Regions from separate parts of the Homo sapiens genome. Here region 2 is linked to region 1. Evidence: read pairs that join two places in POLR2A ChIA-PET (ENCODE). Cell type or tissue: PC-9. All regions are shown on one strand. Each heading gives the region's core, and the rest is flanking DNA. Links, peaks and the distances in the headings are about the cores only.

Region 1 (2,917 bases), core at 199-2,698:
TATTAGTAGCTAGGCCCATGAAGTAAGTTTTATTCTGATTAATAATGTTCTTTAAAAGACAGTTGTAAGCTGAGCATTCCTATGTGATGTGGATATAAATATAGGATTGTCAAAAGTTCATATTAACTCATTCATTATTTCATTTGTTAAGTATTACTATGTACCTGTGAGGTGTAAGGCATTTTGCTATTAAATTGATCGTGTCTGAAAAGCACCAAAATCATTGCTACACTGAAGAAAATCTCTCTCTGGGGGAACAAATGGATATTACATTAGGCAACAAAACAATTGACTGAGTGAAATGTTCAACTAGATATTTTGGAAGCATCTAATTTGTAACTCGTATTGGTCCCGAAAGCCAATCAGAGTAGATATGAAAGGGAAAAAATGCTAAAACTTTACAAAACAATTTTCATATTGGGGGAAAATACAATAAAGGAAATGGTGAGACTCTTTCTGACCCAAATATATATTTTTTAGAATCAAGATTACATCACTGTTAAATTAGTATAGCTGTAAAAGGTCTCTTGCATAACTATTTGCAATGAAATTCTTCATAGTAAATTTAGTAACAGAAAGAAACGGTCTTCTGCCATTATGAGAAACAAATTAATGTTATTTCCCCTGTCCCCAGCTTTTGAAATAACAGTAGGCAAAATAGCCTAGTGAAGGGTGGCTGTATGACTAGGAGCATGTTGCTTAACCTCTGAGCACATAGGTTTCTTTATATGATAACATTTACCTCATAAATTAAATGAATTAGCAGTTGTTATATGCTTAAAACACTGCTCAGCATATTAGAAACACAAAGCAAATAATAGCCATGATCATATCTCTTTTCCATATCAGAAGCGTGAAAACTGTTCATGGAAACAATTGCCTAATGTTGGAACGGCGGGCTTGACTTGACCAGACAGTCATATGCTTTGCTCAGTGCTTTTGTGCTCCAAATGCATGAGATACTAACCGGTCCTAGTGCAATTAAGAGTGTTTGACAGCCGGGCAATCCTAGCATGTTCCTAACTAAGCGATAATTGAAGATCTGTGTAGATTTTAGGTACAGGTTGTTACCCAGCAACAGATTGAAGTTCCGGAAGAAATTCTGAATTATCTCATTAATAAAGCAACTTCCTGATAGACAGCTATTGACTCTGACCACAGCGAACCCAAGAACTCATGATCCTCTAACCCAGAAAAAAAATATGCAGGTGAGCACTGATGAGGTGGCAAGATGCCAAAAAAACTGGTTTTACAACCTATCGGGTAAGTGAGCAAGTGGTGGCTAAAGGTTGGTCACATTATCTGGAAAGAGCAGGAAGATCAGGTCGACTGTGTTTTGCAGAGGTTATTAGCATAGCATGGGAATGCAGCTCTGCAGCCAAAGAAAGAACCCTGATGCCACTGGGGCATGCTGACCCATGATGCCAAATGGAAACTGCACCTGTCTGCCTTCCTTCTAGTCTCTCCATAGTGTATTGCATGACCACTGAACTCCCCCAAAAAGACATGCAGGAGGTCTTAGATTATGTCATTTAATGCTTGTAACTGTCCTACAGAGATGCTACTCTCATTAAAATCATCCTCTTTACAGATGACGAAACATAAATTTTGAGAAGTAAGTTGCTTAATGTCACAAAGCTGATGAGTGAGACTCATGAGCGAAGCTGTCTCATTTCTGATTTCATGCTGTCGATGAGATTGCCCTCTAGGAACCAATTACAACTAATGTTTGTTTAGGACTTTAACATTCAACGAGCTCAGAACCCCAGCATGCTGTAAGGTGGACCTTATCTTATCACCATCCCCATTCTATAGATAAGGAAACAGACAAAAAGATGTATAAGTGGTTTTCCCATGTTTATGCAATTAGGTGGTAGAGCCAGGATTTGAACCCCTGGTCTTTTGAATCTAAGCAGAATTTACAAGAGGAACACTCAAGCAGAATGGGGTGAGTTATGCTGAGCACAAAGCTTAAGAGAGCAGAGTTCTGTGGTCAGGACCTTAGCTGTTTTTTGCCTTTGCTTTGTCTGCCCAGACAATTATCTGATGATAACTTGCAATTTGTACATTCTGGATACATTACCTTTCTCTAGATGACATGTAGGATTTGTATAACCTAGATATGTCTTCTCTGTTGAAGATGAATATTGGAGATAGCACAATTGGATTTAAGCAATATCCTTAAATTAACATGTCAAGTGTACTTAGCTGCACTTGGAAATCCGTCCAGGTTTAATAAGCAAATACTACTGGTCCAAAGAGGAGATCACAGGATGAGAATCTTCCATCCTTTATGTTATAGACTGAATGTTTGTGCCCCCTACCCCCAAATTCATATATTGAAATCAAATCCCCAATGTGATGGTATTTGGACGTGGGTCCTTTGGGAGCTAATAAGGTCATAAGGGTAGAACCCTCATGAATGGGATTCGTGCTCTGATAAGAAGCCCCAGAGAGCTAGTGAACCCTCTTATTGCCATATGAGGATACAGTGAGAAGTCAGCTGTCTGCAACTGGAAGAGGGCCTTCACGAAGAACCCCAGCCAGCTGACACTCTCATTTTGGACTTCCAAACTCTGGAACTGTGAAAAATAAGTATTCGTTGTTTAAGCCATCCAGTTTATGGTATTTCGCTATAGCCGCCAGAGCTGAATAAAATATTCCCGGAGGACAGACATCTCTGCATTTTGGGGAGAATGTTATTTGCAGTTTTATTCCACTATTTTTATCTAATAGCCTGTTGCTTATTATGGATTTCAGCAGGTCTGATGATGAGAGGGTGGCTGAATGTCTAGGAAATTGTGCAGTGTAAGAAAGGAAATAACTCGTATAGATCTCTGCCAAAGTTTATTCCGCTGTTGGTCCTGAGACACTGGGTTGCCTAGTATCATAACACTGGCCAGGCATCACGAGGAAG
Region 2 (2,917 bases), core at 319-2,818, 140 kb after region 1:
CTGAAAGTGGTGCGCCAGCCATAGTGAATTATCATAAGCAGAGGAAGCAGAGTCTGAAAATTATGTGATTAAAGCTGTCACTAACCTCAGTGGATTAGTTTTCATTCTTTCACTCAGGTATTTTTACAAAATAGATAACGTTCCTTCCTCAGATACTTTTGCTCGCAAGAGTAGACTTAATTTTTTATTAATTTTTCCCTAGATTGCAACAAAGTGACAAAAGGATGGTTATAAGATTGTAAAAGGAGAGATCACTGCTTCATTTTAATATGGGGAAGCTTAGGACTTGGGACATTGAGCATGGCTATTTAACCAGTGGCAGGGAATGTGCACTCTGGCAAATGCAGGGAGGAGTGACATCATGAGTGTACTTGGTGGCTGGACAAGGTGCCCACAAGTGAAAACGTGGATTCCATTTGGCCTGGCTTGAATTACAAGTAAAAGCATTGCTCCTGGTACAATTCACGCCCACCCACCACTAGATTTTAATATTGTTCCAGACATTCCGGGAGAAACTATTAGAAAGGCTCTCTCCACCTGATTCATCTCTCTGTCCCCTCCTGGGATCCCTCTGCTCCTCCAGATAAGAAACTTCCTCCCCCAACCTTATTCCACAGCAAAATCTGCCCCTCCTTCATTTCCTGTCCCATTTCTATGGGACTCTATTAAGATATTATTGACTCAAGTGCTCATGCTGAATACAGAGATTTCTTCATAAATATGGTTTTCATTTTAACAGGCTATTTCTAACAATCAGAAAAACTTTCAGATCCAGAGAAATGCGGCACCCTGCCAAGGAGTGGAGACCCACCCAGTCATCCTTCAAACTCACCATGTAGGTGGCCACCCACTCTGTCTGACCAGAATTATCAGACTTTCAGGGCTCATGGGACTTGGAGAACATGGACCATCAGCCCCAGCCCTGGCTGTGGCTTGGAAACCTGTGTGGATCTGTGGCTAAACAGGTTGCTGGTTACAACTCTGTGCTCAGACTGGTGGAAGGGAGGTATCCAGAAGAAGCTGGCAGGAAGGGATTTTTCCTCCCATGATTTCAGAGGACATTTTACTGTGGAAGACAGGATGAGTGAAAGGGAAGAATTCATGCAGAACCTCTTTGCTCCCAGGGCCCGGCTCCCTAAGCATTCCTTGTGACAACTCACCAAGGTTGACTGGCTTTGCTCAGACCCCTGAGCTTCTCTATTCATTCCACACAGAACACCCTCAGATACTGGCTGGGCTTCACAGTGCTGCCCAGAGGAGGACATGTCAGCCAATCAGCAGGAAAGATGCTCATTTCTTGTTGAAAAAGTCCCAAATTGTAACTTAACAGGGTGATCTCTCTCTCACTCTCTCTCTCTCTTTTTTTTTTTAATTTCCAGAATGTGTTTTTCCCCTAGAGTCCTTGAGCACAGACCTGCGGTTTTCTCTCTCCTGGTTTTACAGTCTATCTGCCTCAAGCCAAGAGACTTGGCTCTGCTCCCCCCTGACTCAGAGTCTCGGCTGGTAGCTGAACCCAGGAAGCCCTGGCCCCACGTCTCTCCCTGGAACCACCAGACCACACAGCCTCCTGTGCTCAACCCTTTGGCTGGGTGTCCTGCCTCCTCTTTGTTTGGAAAGAGATGTCTTACGTAACTCCACAACCTTCTAAAGGCTCCATTGTCTTCCACTTGGGAGAGCTCAAAACAACCCATTAGTGACTTATGACTTATCACAAAGAGAATCTATTGCCCACATATCCACAGCCCCCATGGAGCTAGCCTCACCTATCTTACTTAGATCAATAATCAACAATGAGACTTAATGACTTGTGGTCTTTGGGAAATTATAAGTTCAGTACAAGGTGCAGGAAATACAAAGGCTAGTTCATCTATAGGTCACGGTACTTCGCCCAGGCAGCACATGAAAGTCATTTGTAATTCAAGATTGAGACAGGCATAAACAATTCTGATCTGATTATTCTTTTACTAATCTGATTTTGATAAACAGCTGATGAAAATGGAAGGTGTCTGGTCATCAGAGGAGAGATACTCAGGCAGTGAAATAAGTTTTCCTTATCTCACTGGATAGGGATTTATTTCAAGGCTCCTATTAATAGCCCCTAATGCCAAGAACTGTGATCGCTGCCCTGGACTGCAAGAGCCTTCTGAGCAAAATGACAGAAACCCATTGGGTAGGGCATTCTCCTTCATTTTTATTTTCTATAAGTCTCTGATTAGCCCTGTTGGGAATTCTAGTAATTATTTTAAGCTGGCACCTTTAGGAAAAAAAATATATCTCTTAGGATTTAATTAAAAATGAAAAGAACCTCTGCATGATGTTGCCAAGGAGCTTTCACTGTTTAAGGTGGGGTGTAGACCAGGAAGAATAAAACACTCTGCACTAGGTGACATTTCCATCTGGTTCTGCTGCCAGAGCAGCCCTGGGGAGAGGAGCAGGAGAAAGAGAGGGGACAGCCTGCTCCAGCCTGCTCTCTCCTCCCCATGGACCTCATGGTCTTTCAAGGATCCTGCAAGTCCTTTGCTTCTTTCTTTCTGCAGCAGACATTTTCTCATCTGGGACCAGCTATGTGACTTGTTTCAGGTGGAGGCACATTTCTTTCCCTGCTCAGTGACATGTGAGTCCTCGACAAGCTTTCAGAAGGGATTCCTGAACTTGGTGAGGCACAGCCCTCTCCAACTGCCTTGTGGAGCATCCCTGGGCAGCATGCAGAGGAGAGGTGAGAGGCTGCCTACCCGTGCTGTGGCTGTCCCTCCCACCTCCCTTAAAGCCTCCACGTCAGGCGCCAGTCCACCAGGTTCACTGCGTGCATCTTTGGACAGCAGTTGCAAAACTGAGAGTTCCAGAAATTGTGCTACACTCAGTTTTGTGTATACATGTGGCTCAGGTCTCATCATCTTCAGCTCATCACATTTCAAAA

Evidence for each region. ChIA-PET counts read pairs that join two places held together with the same protein. Peaks named below come from ENCODE experiments on the same cell type or tissue, not always from the same donor. Only the 100,000 strongest peaks of a DNase experiment are listed, where the experiment ranks them.
Region 2: POLR2A ChIA-PET joins it to region 1 with 5 read pairs; 2 of 35 experiments call an interaction of 5 or more read pairs at or near these places.

What each region holds. Positions count from the first base shown.
Region 1 is chr12:26,100,247-26,103,163 of GRCh38, forward strand. No RefSeq gene overlaps it. Among named protein-coding and RNA genes, the nearest start is that of BHLHE41, 23 kb to the right of the region's middle. In PC-9, for the core only: no CTCF peak of the experiment used is centred there; a DNase peak (open chromatin) is centred at 1,245; H3K4me3 peaks cover 1,487 bases; H3K27ac peaks cover 2,371 bases.
Region 2 is chr12:26,238,102-26,241,018 of GRCh38, forward strand. The region is part of intron 1 of SSPN-AS1 (SSPN antisense RNA 1); the gene reads right to left. Among named protein-coding and RNA genes, the nearest start is that of SSPN-AS1, 32 kb to the right of the region's middle. In PC-9, for the core only: no CTCF peak of the experiment used is centred there; a DNase peak (open chromatin) is centred at 1,640; H3K4me3 peaks cover 1,558 bases; H3K27ac peaks cover 2,500 bases.